2 separate regions of the Mus musculus genome follow, and region 1 is linked to region 2. Evidence: chromatin loops called from intact Hi-C (ENCODE). Cell type or tissue: gastrocnemius. All regions are shown on one strand.

Region 1 (8,000 bases), 120 kb after region 2:
TTTGTCTCTGTAACTCCTTCCATGGGTGATTGTTTCCAATTCTAAGAAGGGGCAAAGTGTCTACACTTTGGTCTTCATTCTTCTTCAGTTTCATGTGTTTTGCAAATTGTACCTTATATCTCGCTAACTAAGTTTCTGGGCTAATATCCACTTATCAGTGAGCATATATCATTTGAGTTTTTTTGTGATTGTGTTACCTCACTCAGGATGATGCCCTCCAGGTCCAACCATTTGCCTAGGAATTTCACAAATTCATTCTTTTTAATAGCTGAGTAATACTCCATTGTGTAAATGTACCACCACCTTTTAAAAGGGGCTAGAACAGTATACATTTCATCTTGGAAATGTCTACAGTGGAGACTTATTGCGAAGTAGTTATCAACCCAACTCTACCAGGGGGTCCTCATGAAACAGGTGAAATACCTCAGAGCCAGAAACAGGGGTAAAAATAACCCCTTTATTTTTCTGTACTTTCGCTTTACTTTGTCCTTAAATGCCCACTGCATCAGATGACAAAAATTCTCACCAGGAATCAAAATCAGATTAGTGATCCTTTAGCTCATGGTGCCCTTTGGTCTACCATGTCCCTCTTCTGGGAATGTATTCTGGATTTAAAGAAGCTATGGGTGGCAGTGAGGAACGCTGATGAAAAACACAGTTTGTTCTTAATCATCTGTGCCCTTTGGGATGTTCAGCACTTGTTTATGTCACTAATTTTGTCACTGTGCACTGCCTTTGCTGCTGAGATCTGCAGTCTCAATATGTCTTTTGGTCTGAGCTTGACTAACACCTAAGCTTTATCCATCGTACTCATAATACTATTTCTAATATGTTGTTCTATAACCTGTAATTGTCTGGTTTTTCTTATACAATGTGTGAAAATCAATGCAGTGTTCACTGGGCCCTTGCATATCTGAGTCTCCCTGAATGATCAATTCTTTTCCATGGGTACTGGGTTTTTTTTAAGAAGCCCTTATCAGTTAACTTTGGTTATCAAGGCACTGGGTCCTATTGTTTTCCCATGCTGATGGCTTCTGTTGTCTCTGTTATGAAGGTCAAGATTAGGAGAACAAAGCAATACAAATACCGCATGTAAAACAGTAATGAGTAATTAAAGCATACCAGTTCCCTTCTTAGGGATACCTCCTGTTGCTGTCTGTATTGCTTTCCTTTGCTCCTATAAAAAGTCAAGTTCAGGTCCAAATCTGCTCAAGATGCCACAGAACAATGGACAAACATCAGAGATTAACAGGGGTGGAATGCTTCCAAGAACAGAAAAGTTGCCAGGGATCTCAGGAGTATTTTCTTAAACACTATACCCACCATTTCCTCATGTCTGATCTGCCTGAGAAATCTTCTGCCAGATGGCGCTCCTTCTTAAGCAAAATGCCAAACTAAAAATCAAATGTTCATATAGGAGAGGCCTCGTCACGGAGCCTTTACAATGTAGCTGGCATTGCCGTGGTGGAGTTGATTAGGTGCCTAGCCCCACACTGTCTCTTTTGAGCCTCTTTTCTTCTTTGAGGCAGGTGCTATTACTGTGCCTAAATTTACGAGGGGGGGGTGGGGTGGGGGAATGGAAGCTGACGATGAAAGAAGTTAAATAACCTTCAGGAGATTTAAGTGAAAGAGCCAGGATTTAAGCGCTGCCTGATCCCTGAGCTCCAGCATTGGAAACACCATTGGAGTCTCTTGCAGACTATTTCCAGTGTTATATTTCTAAAACCGCCATATGTAAGACAATCACAAGTAGTTAAAGTTTGCTTAAATTTCTTTTAATGTCTAAACGGTTCATATCCATAAAACAATTTGCTTAATGATAGGGAATCTTTCTCTTCAATTGAATGGCCATTTCCTCTCAAAGGCTAAATAGCTATTCTCCCTGCTTTCGAATTCTTTCCCAAAGCTTCTTTGTTTTCTAACCCCTGCCTCCTTCCCAACTAGATAAGGAATGAAGGCATCCAAATTGGAAGATGCTACCTAGCATCTTGGTGAGATCCTTTATGTTTCTTAACTAACTCTGGCATTTGTGGAAGTGTGAATATCAAGCCTTAACTTACAGGCTTGTTGTAGGCATTAGAAATAATGCCTAGAAACGTCTGTGAGATTTGACATGCTCAGACATGTCACTCACCAGGAATAGAGATACAGCTGGGTAATAGGCTGCCTGCCTACAGCCAGACAGCTCCTGTAAGCTCCATTCCCCAAATCTCAACCAAGACCAACCCAAGTAAACTATGCTTAATTACCTGCACTTACACACCAGACCTATATAGCTTTGAGGGTTCTTACATGGGCGGACATGGTAACAGGCCTGCAGGACTGAGTACCATCCTCCAAGGTCTTGCAAACTGTGGGGGAATTATGGCAGTATGCCTTTCTGAGAGCTGGTGCCCAGTGTGGTGCCACTGTGACTCCTTCCTCCTGTGAAGATTAAACCTGTTCTACTTCTCTCATGTGCACCTAAAATAGACACGCAGCTGTCCTCTGATCTCCAGCGGTACTCAGGGGAAAATTTATGGTGGTAGCTCCAGCCTTAGGAGGGAGAAAGGGCCTGTACAGCTATATCCCAAGCCTCCTGTGGCCTCATGCCAGCCTCCAGGCTTGAGAAGGAAGCTACTCTAGACTACCTTCATTTGCTATACGGCCACCATATTGTTACTCTTCACCAATGCGTGGGTATCTTGGCTTGTGCCTTCTCACTTCCTTTTGCTCCCCACATCTGCCTTTTTGGTCTAAACAGTCATCGGAAGACTTGGAAAGCCATTCTCTCCTTTTAAGTGGTCTTCCCAGCCTTCAAGGTGCCAAGAATGTGCTTCGGTTTCTCTCTCACTCTTCATCGCTTTCTCTCTCCAGCTATCTCTAAGTGTGGCCTGCTCCAGGAATGGTGTTGCCATTCTGTCAGAAGGGAAAACAGCTACCTAGTCTCCATGTTGGGGACGAGGGGGAGAGGGAGTCACTTGTCCTCAGCACATCTTTGGAATCTTTTTCATCCTTCCTTTCAACATACTGTTCTTAACTTTGTACACTGTTGCCCCAGGGTCTTCTCTCCCCTCTAAACTTTGAGTATCAAGGTAGATATTGAACCATGTTTACCTTGTCCCCCTCGCCCCAACAGGGTCTAGCTCCATGTATAAACTATGGTAATTCTCAATTAAATTAAAAAGAAATGTATTTAAGGTAAGTATATACTTATACTTATTATATACTTACCTTATAAGGTAAGTATATAATACGTAGTGGGTGAATTAGGGCAATTAGTGTTTCCACCGACTGTGTGAAACACTTCACAAATTTTGCCTCATAGGTCATTTTGAGCATAGACTGTACTATTCATCTGTGTAACACCTCAGTGTTAGTATGTATAATGTTATAACATGCACCAAAAAATACTTTAACTAAAAAATATTGGTGACTTCTGAATGTAGCGATTAAGTGCAATACAGCCTCTACCAAATGAGTCACTTCATGCTGGTTGCCATCTTTGTTCTTGATCCTACCCTGGGTCCACATGATGAGTCCATATGTAGGTGTCTAAACATACCTGAAAATTCATGTGACCCCTCTACCAGAACTGTATGGAATGAAGGACTAAGGTGCCTCTGGAGCGAAGTCAGGCAGGAGAAGAGAAACTGGAATATTAGCCTTAAAAGGAGAAAGGTTTTGATCACTGGAGGGAAGGGAAGTGATAGAGCCCTATTTGTTGTTTAGAGTTGTTTCAGGAATATGACAAGTTGGCTAAAGGGAAGGCTCTAAAGTTGAAGGGCTTTTCAGAAGATAGGAGCCTTTGCTTTCCTTTGAAGTAGGTAGCCAGTGTTGGTCTGTTAACAGATTCAGGAGGAGGTTTAGAATCTGTAGGGGTGGTCTATAAAAATCAGGAGCTGGAAATGACCCTAGGTCAGAGAGCTTGGCCCTTTGCTACCAGTTTGTTTATCCACCCAGTTTTCCTGGATCAGTCTAAACTTACTAAGTTTGACAATTTCCTGAGGCAAAGGAGATCACTTGCCGGTTCTTGACTGGTTTTGTAACTTAGAAGAGATTATGTTGTTCAATGTGTCAACACTCTCCACTTCAAGCTTCCCCCTTTTTCCTTTACTTACAGGGCTTCAGGGTTTTTAATAGTGATGATATCCATGTCTGCTGGATGTTCCCATGATATTTCCCAAAGCATATCTACATCCTCTCTGATCCTGCTAGGTCCTCAGACAATATTTAACTGGTGGTTGACGCTAGATTATCAGATATGACAGTAGCTCCCAGGATTTTAAACTCCGCTAGCTTGCCATGCCTCACAGAGTTCCAATTGCCAAAGTCAATTACAATTTTCTGATCAGGAGCTACTTCTTCAACCCCAATTGTGTTCTCTGATCATTTCACTGCATGTTAAGGAAGAAGATTCAGAATTTGTCATGGGCTAGGATGTTTTTTCTGAAGCCTCCCCAAGAATTGGAAAGTTGAGAATCGTATTCGGGACCATGCTGGCTTCATCTCTTACACAAGAGGCCTTCAATATCATCACACCTTCTATCTCAGGCTTTCAGCAGATCTATTATGTTAGGATTTATCTTTCAAGATCAGGGGTCTTTGGGCCGTGAACTATCTTGGCACAATTGTGGGTCATATTCTGTGCTCTAGAGGTTCTGGGATTAAATACCTTGGCAACAGAAGGCGGTGTTGTGTTTGGGTCTTAAACAAGCCACATAAGCAAATTCTTCAGTTTAGTGTCCTGTTGGCTGTCCTAGTTGCTCCCTGTACTTAGAATAGTGTTAGTGATCTTCTCCCTTTTGAGCTCTTGTCTGCCAGGGCTCTTTGGCATTTGAGCTTTGCCTGAGTACAGGATTACTGGGCATTGCTTCACTGGCAGCTATTTATGGTGATTTCATCTTCAGTTTATGAGCTAGAAAAATTTCCCATGCTTCTTTTTCTCCTGAACCAGTGTCTTTCCAAAGTCAAGCCTTCTGAACTTTCTCTAGCCAGCATACCATCCCATTTTGCTTGGGCATAGTAGCTGATAAATGAATGGAGACTCAGCCAAAGCTAATGGTTTCCTTGTTATCATGAGCAACCTAGGTGACACAGCTTTGTCACTGAGAGAGTGGAGATTCAAGTTACAGGGAACAGAATTTTCTGTCTCTTGAAATAGATTCCATATTTCTCCTGGGTGTTCTTTGTTTCTATTCTCATTAGAAAACATTATAACCTTTCACTCAATGTAAGTAGAATCTGAGTTTTTCAAGCATGGGCTCATCATGGTGATTCAGAAGCCTCGTGTTTTGGAGCACTTGGACTCAAATATTTTGGAACAGGAACAAAAAAAATTCCAAGCCAGCTTCACAAGTGATGATATTGGGGATGTGCACCAAGGGCTCAACTTACTGACAAAGTGATTATGGCCTCTGCAATCTGACTCTGAGCCTGCAGTTGATAGTGGAATGAATAGTTTCCTACATGAATTAAACCCTGGCAATGAGGTCTATGGTTGAAATCCCTTTCATCTCCTTAAGAAGCCACTGACCTCTCTCTGTTAGGGCTAGTCATAGATATTCAAGTCACAGGATTGAAAGTTGGAAGCTTCCAAGGAACTTTCCTTCTTGTTCACCTCTTTCATCTAAGGTGAGGTCAATGAAACCCAGAGAAGCTCATCAAACTCCTAATGCCTTTCAAGACATATTCCATCACTGAAAGATGCCCTACTGCATAATACAAAGCAGATGTGCTTTAAGACTTTTATGTGACATTTGACACATTTGTCTTGGTAGCAGGCAGTGAAGATTTCAAAAGAACAGAAGATGGAATTTTGTCCTCAAGCTACTGAATCTGTGCAAAAACTGCAATGTAGCATGTGGGATAGGAAGATCCTCCATAGTGAACCAGTGATTCAGTGATCGATACAAAACAGCACACATCCTGGGTCCTATGTATACTAGAGGGATTTGACATGCTCCATATGTCCCTTGTGACTATCCTCCAATTTCCATTGGTATCTGCAAAATTTGTATGCTATTTTATCTCTACCTAGTTACTTGTCCCTGCTTCCATCTTGATAGGAGTCAAACTCTTGACTTGCAAAGTAGATGGGCTTTTTATCCCCTGAAGATGTTCTTTTTTTAAAAAATTATTTATTAGCTTTTTCTTTGTTTACATTTCAAATGTTATCCCCTTTCCTGGTTTCCCCTCTGAAAACCCCCTATCCCATCCCCTTGCTCAACAACCTACCCACTCCTGCTTCCCTGTCCTGGCATTTCCCTATACTGGGGCATCAAGCCTCTCTGAAGATGTTCTCACATGATTTTGTCAGTCAGAGCATCTGCTTGAGTCTTCCTTGAAATCAGCAGAGCATCCATTTGGGCCCTAGAAAGGCTTAGTCTAGTGGCTCAGTGAGCTTGAAGGTCTAGACTTCTCCTTTTCCTCCATCTGAGGAGCTCTCTGATCTTTTGTCACTCAAGTAAGGTAGTCTAGATATCTTGGAAAGGGGTGGATCTGGGACTTACGTATGACTGAGCTGTGCAGAGATTCAAAGAGCATGATTTGACTTGTGAACAATGATTGGCAAGTAGATGATTTCCACTGTTGCTGTGGCATTTATTCTCCAGGATGACATGATGAGAGAGTCAGAATTGGTTTGATACATTGATATTTGAAAGAGAACACACACTCTGGGTCCTATGTATACTAGAGAGACTTGACATGTTCTATAAGTTCCTTGTAACTATCCTCCAATTTCCATACGTATCTGCTAAAAGTTATACTAGTCAACCTTTCCATAGTTACCTGCCCCAGTTTCCATCTTAATAGGAGGTAGACTCTTGGATACTTTTGCTTGCTGTAGGAATAAGTCTTTGAGGCTAGCCCTATATGTAAAATTTTATACATAAGTTTATATCTTTCTATCTTCCTATAGATCACAGATTCTTTACAAAGTTACTTGTGAATATGAGGGGAGAGCATTTGAGGAACTGGGGGGAGAGAGAGAGAGAGAGAGAGAGAGAGAGAGAGAGAGAGATCCTCTTAGCAGGAAACACTCTTGTGTCCACCAGTCTTTGTTCAGAGCAGGCCATGGCCACATTTTACAGGGAATGATTCCACAGTTACATACCACAGTCATAAGATCAAAAAGCAAACTGGAGAAGTTCTTTTCTTGTGAAGCTGAGAGTGATGTGATGTGGTATCTTGAAGATAAGTATGTTTAACATATAAAAGCCACCCAGTCAGGCGGAAAAGGAAACGCCCAGAAGAGGCCAATGTGCATAGCTATTGAATGCTAATTGTTTTGAAGAGTTTGGGCAGAGATTTCAGGATGAGGGCACTTTGGAGGCTTTCTGCTTAGTTCAATTACAGTGCTATTTTGTTGTTGGTTCTCCGTGCAATCATCAGTTATATTCAACAGAGCTGATGATGAGAAAAATAGAGAACAATAGATGGCTATTTAAAAGAAGTGAATTATTATAAATTAAGTTTGAATTTCGTTCAGATAGTACATCATAGGTATTCAGTAAATGCCAGTTAATTTAATGAACATTGATGCTTCGGTTTACCTGAGGTTCATCCTTTCAACCATTAATTTATTCACTCAATAGTACTTGAACATTTTATTTTTAGCAGATATGTGTGGGATTTGAGATGAAAAGCAATGGCTCTTGCCCTCAAGGAGCTTGTAGATGATCCATAGTACATCAGCATTTAAGTGAGCAAGACAAATAGCTTAATGATGGGGTATTCATGAAGGGGGTCTTAGTGTACCCAGAAACTGGCACAGAAGTATTTCCAAGGAAGGAATCTTTGAGCATGGAGTATGGAAGGTATTTTCCAGGTGCTAAGGTTATACTAAACAGGCTCTTCTAGGCAGAGGCAGAAGAGAAAGTGAAAACACAAAAAACCGCACACATTCATGTATAGATGTGAAGTTGTGCACGTGTGTGCACACACACACAATTTAATGCGTAGTTGGTGTATATTGCATGTGTATGAAGCAGAAAGCTCACCCAAATTGATCTAAAAAA
Region 2 (8,000 bases):
AGCTCACCAGTTAGGCCAGGTTTACTGTCCAGAAAACCTCAACGATGCCTCTGTCTCTGGCCTCTATGCTAGGATTATGGGCATTAGCCACACTCCTGGCTTTTCCACGTGGATACTGGAGATCAAATCCAGGTCCCTGTGCTTGCACAGCAAACACTTTACCCCTCCCCCCCCAACCCTCCCCTTAGCTCCAAGATATAATACCCTTAATACCCAACTAACTTGTGTGTGTTCCCCAGGGGCTTTGGAGGCTACAGTATCTTAAATACCTTCCAAGCCTGGTAAATTTGAGAGCTACACAGCTAATGCAGACAACAGCATCCATGGAACTCTTATCTCATTTGGAAAATACCCATTGTTCCCAGAAGGGTAATTCAGGGGTTCAAAGCTCTGTCTCTCCTCTGGGCTTCACAGCTCTGTCTCTGTCTGACCCTGTCTACCAGGTATAGCCTTGACCTCCTAGAAAGGTGAACTGATGGATGTTTGTCCCTACCAGAAGTTGACAGGCATCACAACAAACTTGTAACCCTACCCGGGCTGAGCCACAGAACCGGAGCCACAGGCTGAGCCAGCCGTTTCCCTTGGATCTGACATCTGAGCCACTGGCAGTCACTAGCTCACCTCTGAGGGACAGTGACCTATGGGGCTACCTGAACTAAGCCTGGGAGTCTTTGCTTTTCTCTGGAGGCAGCCTGGACCATCTGCCCTCCCTAGGGTCGTGTGCTGGGAACTGTTCCTTTTCCCAGTTTAACTTCAGCCACAGTGATTTCTGCGGGGATGGACAGGCCTTGTTTTCAGGGAGAAGGATTAAGCATAAGGGTTACAGGTTTTGTTTCCTTGCTGAAATAATACTTTACGATCTTCATTGATGCAAAAGAGTTGAATGACAGGGTCAAGCAATCATGTTGAATGAAACCACTGATCGGCCTTCACTTATTTTAATCATTTCTTGTCTGCAGATGTGGGCACTGCAAGTATATACTCTCTGAGGCATGTGAGTGTCTGCATGCATGTTTGTTGACTTTGGAGGTCAATGTCAAGTGTATGCTTTTATTGCTTTCCAACTTATATTTTATGACAGGATCTCTTGAAGAAGCTGGAGTGCACTTATTTTGCTAGACTGACAGATCAGCAAGCCCTAGGCATCTTCCTTCCCAGCTCCAGGATTATAGGTCCATGCCATTGAGCCTGTCTTTCATGTGGCTGCTGGGACTCAAACTTGGCTCTGCGTGCTTTTATAGTGAACACATTCCTGACCTCACCATCTCTTTAGCTCTGTTTGTTGTCTTAAACTGCAAAATCATTTTTTATCTGGGATGTAGGAGCTTTTTGTCTTTTCCTCTTTCTGACCTTCCTCCTCCTCCTTTGCTCCATTCCTTCTCCTTTGTGGTCCATGCTTTCCCTCTAGAACGGCATGCACCTGCCTTGCTTGAGTTTAGATGTGAAGCTGCTTATCCTCTCATATTGCAGAGCAGAAGGAAGCAGGGAGGAAGCAGGGAGGCCCAGCAGACTGGACCTGGAGCTGGAAACCTCTATACCAGCAGCAAAGTCCCCATTTCTGCATGGAAGCCACTGGCTGCGAGGGCCTCATTTGGGCGTGGGGATTTGCACCATGAGAAGGACAGTTGCTTTCTCCCGGGGCAACGGTTCTTGTTTTCTTGTGGAAACTCATGCTGCCAAAAATTGATAGTTTCTCACAGCTTGCCTGACAGGTACAATTGTCACCTGGAACAGAATAAAGAGACAATGCAAAGTAGTTCCTCTAAGCTGCCTTTAATTGGCTCTTCAAGTCACTTTTCTGAGATGGATTAATCACACTGAGACACAGTATGTCAGCGCAGCTCATAAAACCTGCTTTCCCCCTGATCATTTTCCAGGGCCCAGAGATATGCGGTGTTGAGCTGGTCCTTATATAAAGTCCTGTTTTAAGGTTTTACAGAGGCTGGCTGATGGGCCACACCCACCCAAGTCTTGGCACACTAAGTCCAGTGGACAGCTGTGAATCCCAGAGGCAGATTTAAGAGCCCACGGAATTCTTCCCACTTGTGAAAAGGAGGCAGAGACCCTCCCTCTCCCCAATCCACCACTCTGTTGGCAGGAGGTTGTATTATGCAAACTCTTGCCTGGAGCTCTGCAGAGATTCCTATTAAAATTCTATTTCCTATTTAAGGACACTTCTGTGTGAGTATTGATCACTGGACCAGGGCCATTTTGGTGCTGAAGAGACTTCCAAGTGCACTCGTCTGTCCTTCCCCAAAGTGAATACGCACATTTGAAGAAAGTCTTTGGCTGCGGCAGTTTTAATTTTGGGTGTAAAGCTCAGTTACTTGGAAGGAGAAAACCACGGAGGCTCAGTATCCATGAAGAATTTAAGGCCAAAATCAAATCAAATCAAATCAAATGTGCCCAAGTTAATCTTAAACCCTTGATGGTATGCAGATTTGCATCCCTGTTCATGTAAATCACTATAATGAGAATTGGTTTCAAACAGCCAGATGAGAGCATCCTTTCTCCATTTACTTCCTAGTCTGAGGGTGTGTGTGAGAGACACAGGTACTTGGGTGACTTCTCCAGGCCTTCTTCAGGGTGGCTGGATGGCTGTAGGGTAGGGTGAGAGGAGGGGAATGATGAGGGAGGGGACATCTAGGCTGGATGGTCTGCTCATGGCTAAGGCGTCTTCTGCAAGGGTTCAGTTGAATGCTTCCCTGGCTGAGACATCATGGCAGGTACTCGTGGTACGGAGGCAGGCTGAGGCTCCGTGTTGGAGGGTGGCAGCTCTTTGCTGGCTTTCCTTTACTGGTCACCTCTAGCTTCTTGATGAATGGATCTTTTCAACTTGGGTGCTTCCTTTTAGACAGTGAGGACAGTCTCTACGGTGATGCTCACAATAGGGTAGAGTCTAATACAATGTAGTGTACAATGTAGTGTAGTCACTCATTGACATGTTTTGCTAGCTAGAGGCAGGTCCTTCCCACACTCAAGAAATCATGGGAAGTCAAGCATAGATGTGAAGACTGGTAAGCAAAGCTGCAGCTGGGAAGCTGTCTAGCTGTCTATCATTCTCTCTCTCTCTCTCTCTCTCTCTCTCTCTCTCTCTCTCTCTCTCTCTCTCTCCATATGGAAGTCAGAGATCAAACTTGGTTTGTGTTCTTCAGCTGCTGTGCATTTCCTTGAGACAAGGTTTATGACTAGATTCTGGGGCTAACTGAGTAGGATAAGATGGCTGCCCAGTGAGCTCTTTGGAACAGTCTGTCTCTGCCTCCCCAATGCCGGGATTATGCATATACACATACATGCTACCATGCTGAGTGCATTCAAGGGTCAAACTCAGGTCATCCTGCTTGCCTAGCAAATACTTTTTTTTTTTTACCTTCGCTGTCTCCCCAATCTTATCACACCATTTCATTTGCACCAAAGTGTCCCTAAAGGGTTAAGCAATGTCAGCTCTCATGTCACCTAGATAGCATATCCTAAGGTTATAGGACACTGGCCTTTTTTTTTTTTTTAACCTTTTGAGTATTCCTACTTGTTTTCAGCTATTTTGCACCCTTCTAAAGGAAGTAGTGACTTTTGTTAAGCTCTGTTGATAGAAGACAGAAGATTTTAATTTTAAATGCTCCTCTGATGTTATTCTTAATCAAAATTAGTTGTCTTGATAGATCATCACTGTTCAGGGCTCATACTGGATCTTTTTTTGTTTGTTTGTTGAGAAAGGACTGGGGTAGGGGTAGAGAGTAGAAGAAATCCCACTTGAATTCTGTGTGTGGCACAGACTGAGCATGGGGGTGAAGGATTCTATTTCTTAGATTTTGGCCTTGGGTAAAATCAGGTTGTATGTGAGTGTAGGGGTTTTCTTCTGAACTACTATAAAGGCAGACAACCCTGTGTTAGTTGTCATACTGTAGAAAGGAAATCCAGAATGGCAGATATGGCCTTCAAGTCATCATGACATTCCCAAGACAGCTCTATCAGAAGTTTTAATCAGATGTTAAATTAGTAGAGCACTAGAATCATGAACGTGGAAACTGAAGTTTCCACTTTGACCATTAGACGCCAGTCTGATGCTTGAGCATGCTAACTACCAACTTGTCTGTGCTTTACGTGGGGATACACATTTGTAATGCATTGCCCATTTACATCCATACAACCCCTTTTCTGTGCTTGCTTCAGCACTGAGAAACCAAGGCATAGAGAATGTATATAACTTATTAAGTTATGCAACCAGAATTGGAAGTGTTTGGAAGTGAACTTAGGTTGTGATCCTAGAGATCATATTCTTGGCTGCTAGGCTCCAGACCCACTCATACTTCCTGCTATAGAACAGTGATTAATATATGTATGTGGGGTGAATGCGGAATGGGCCTGCCACAAGGCAACCTTAGCCTCCTAGCTCATTACCATTAAACCCATGCCCCTGTCCAGGCTGGTGTTGGGTTCCTGTTATCCTGGCTTGCAATCTCTCAGCCTTTGCTGAGGAAGAAGGAAACATCTGAATGGATGGCCCTGATGGCTGATATCTCTATTCCTCCTCCATTGCACTCTGGGCAGCCTGGCCTGAGAAGCCCTTGTTTCCAACTTGCTTGTGATCTGATACCTCATCTTGGGGGCTCAGAAGCTGTGAGCCCCTGGGCTGGCTAAGCTGCAAGGTCTGATGGACATTCCACAGCTGTCAGCACTGTAGGCCTGGCTCCTGATGAGACTGGCGTGGAGGGAGGTTTTTCTTGGCTTTCCTTGAAGAAGTCTGTCAGGTGTCCATGAAGTCCTGAGTAGATGCTGAGTAGAGTTGGCCTTCTGCCTCCTAGGGCCAAGGGTATGGTAACCTTTGCGCTGCCTCTTGCTGACAAGGCTGTGAACATTGGCATATATGCTACCCAGCCCAGAGGAGGGACTTTCAACTTTTCATTGGTGGCCACTGGAATCCCAATATATGGGTCTAGTGCTATGCAAGGCATTATGAGCACAGAGGGATCCAATGACATTTAAAAGACTTAGGGTCTAGTGATAGAATACTCACACTGGCTAAGTATTACAACACATAATTACTACTTTGTTATTTGTATGTGCTCTGGAGACATATGAGACGGAGCATTCATTTCTTCCATTTCATACAGTGATAATAGGGTCAGATGCCAAAGAAAGAAGGCATGGATTACTGAGGGATAAAATCAGTTCACCTCCTGCATGGTAGCATCATAAAGTAGTCTAAAAATAGCAGTGGGCATGCACTAGGTGTTCAGTGATATGGTTGTGGTGGAGATGGCAGTGTTGCCTCTGTTCCCTTGCTGTGAAATTCCGAGTTTGTTTTCTTCCCAAAGGGCAAAGTCCACAGTGTCAGTCCCCTCTTAACCCCTTCAGGTGAGTTTCCCTTCAGCTCCTCATCCTGGTCTCCAGCCCCATAAGACCACCCTAGAAATGCTGAGCAGGTTTGCCTTGTTTGCAGTCTGTAACTCTGCACATGCCTTGTTGTGGTCACAGGAGGTCACCCCAGAGATGTTCCGAAGTGACCAGAATGCCACGAGTTTCTCCTTGTTGGGCAGGAAAAGGGATGCTGTGTCACTTCCTCCACACGGTACCCTCTGTATCCTGAGGAGTCCTGGACAACACTGTTCATACAATTTCTACCCACTCATCACCTTCCATGAATCCCTTCCATGTGCGGAACTGAGTCTGCATTTGTCCCAGCCTTCCTCATTTGTGCATTCAACTGAACACCGGTTGAAAAACTTTCAAAAACTCTCTTTCTCTCTCTCTGTCAATAATCCAGATCTGATTTGAAGTCTATGTGAAGATGTGCACAGTGCACACCACACACCATGTCAGTTAGGAAGGTCTTTAGCATCACTGGCTTGGAATCTGCAGAGTGTCTTGGAAAAATTCCTGTCTACAACTTTTAATCCTCTCATCAGTTATTTGAGATAGGTTTAATTGACGCCATAGCAGTAGCAATAACATTAACAACACCCACATTTATCAAGCACTAGGAGGAGAACAGTGTGGGTGTTTCTTCCAAGAGTACTCTCAGACCCTTGTGAGCTAGGCGCTATTAACCTCCCATTTAAAAGATGAGAAAATTGGGTCACAGAGAACTTGATATGTTTCTTAAAGTTATACAGCTAGTGGACAAGGGAACAAGGGTTTGAACACACACATTCTGTATTTAGAGAAGAGAGTTTAGCCCAGAGGGAACTCCACCTTCCTCTTTTCCTTCCACAGAAGGGACCTGCATCCATGAGCACTGAAGTCACCATCAGAATCTTCTGTATTTCTGGCTTCACTGTGGGCATCTTCTCCTGTGACCTATGCTGTCTGATAGTCCCAGGAAAGCAAACCCTGTTTGCATTTAAGAATTCAAATCCACTGAGAATTTTTCTGCCTGAGGCTTTCTACACATTCAGCCTTCCTGTTCAATAAAAAAACTGGAAAGGATTTTGGGAGGGTGTCTACCTCAGAGGGCTTGTGCAAATACTAAATTAGATGGCCCACAGATAACACTCTTGTGAACAGATTGCCTTTTAACTGTCTCCTCCACTCATAGTAGGATTGGGATCTTGAGTGGTCTCCATCTCCAAACTCATGTGTCATAGGCTTGATCCCCAAAGTAGCATGTTCATAGGTGAGGCCTTTGAGAGGTGATTATCTCTTGAGGATTCTGCCATCAAGAATGTATTATTCCCACTATGGAGTTAGCTTTCGGGTCTACTGGGAGGTGGTGGGAAAAAAACGTCAGGAGGTGGAGCCTAGTTAAAAGTAGGTCACTGATGTCTTTATGCTTTATTTTTATTACAATTTTTTTTTTTTACTTTATGTGTATGGATTTTTTGTGTGATTGTATGTCTCTGTGTTACATGCATGCAGTGCCTGAGGAGGACAAAGGAGAACACCAGATTCTATGGTGACTGAGATTTCAGATAGTTGTGCCCTTCCTTGTGGGTGCTATTAATCAAACTCTGGTCCTATGGAAGAGCAGCTAATGTTCTTAAACATTAAACCATCTTTCCAGGTCTGATTGACAACCCTTTGGAATGTGTATTTTGTCCCAAACCTCCTCCTTCTCCCTACCTCCTCTTTGGCTTCCATGAGGAATATGGTTTTGTTTAACTACCTATTCACTGCCACAATGTGATGTTCTACTTTGCCCCAGGCTCTTAATGGTAGGGTCAAGAAATTGCACTAAAACATGCCTTTCTTTTTTATTAAGTTGAGTATCGCAGGGATTCTGTTACAGTGACACAAAGCTGAATAATACCACTACCTCACAACCAGGAACTTCACACATAAAGAAAAGGTGGAGGAAGGCTTTTGAGGGTCAAGGGGGACAGTTAGTCAACTCTGATACATTTTCCAAGGCAGCCTTATAATGACTGGTGAAAGTCAAGAAGCATGTGTATATCAATATGCACACAAGATGCATCTGATTAAGAGCGATATTGGGTATTATTTGAGTAAGATTTAGTCTTGCTGTTAAACTATGGGTAATATTGTGTATGTTAAGTACTGGGGAACTCAGAGTAATATGAGATTTTCAAAAATTCAGCTGTTAACCACCTTCCCTGTTTTGTGTTGTTTTACTGTGAATGACTGTCATGTATATCATTGTTCACTTAATATTCCCTTACCCCTTGGGTCCTTTCTAATCCTTCATTGTTTATTACATCTACTCTCTCTCTCTCTCTGTCTCAGTGTATGTACACGTGCAGTCAGGCACACATGCACTCATATGTGTGTATATGTTTGGTCAGAGGACAATTTGCAGGGCTCTGTTCTCTCCTTTACCACATGGGTCTTAAGGATCAAATTCAGGTTGTAAGGCTTGGTGGCAAGTGTCTTTACCTACTCGGGCATTTTACCAGTCCTCATTCTAATCTTTAACATTCAATATAGTAATTAATATCTCAGAAAACATGTGTTTGTTGTGGAAATTGTAGGTAGGTTGAAATAAAACCTACCCAAATTTCAAGAATTCATTGAAGATACTCTGAAATTTCCTTCATGGGAGGTTG

What was found. Peaks named below come from ENCODE experiments on the same cell type or tissue, not always from the same donor. Only the 100,000 strongest peaks of a DNase experiment are listed, where the experiment ranks them.
Region 1: a loop joins it to region 2, with 6 times the contacts of the local background. A loop is called at or near these places in 2 of 42 quality-filtered maps.

The regions. Positions count from the first base shown.
Region 1 is chr7:76,337,003-76,345,002 of GRCm38, forward strand. The region is part of intron 5 of Agbl1 (ATP/GTP binding protein-like 1); the gene reads left to right. Among named protein-coding and RNA genes, the nearest start is that of Gm30774, 28 kb to the right of the region's middle. In gastrocnemius, no CTCF peak of the experiment used is centred here; no DNase peak of the experiment used is centred here; H3K27ac peaks cover 4,405 bases.
Region 2 is chr7:76,218,181-76,226,180 of GRCm38, forward strand. No RefSeq gene overlaps it. Among named protein-coding and RNA genes, the nearest start is that of Agbl1, 7.7 kb to the right of the region's middle. In gastrocnemius, no CTCF peak of the experiment used is centred here; DNase peaks (open chromatin) are centred at 2,179 and 4,756; H3K27ac peaks cover 4,499 bases.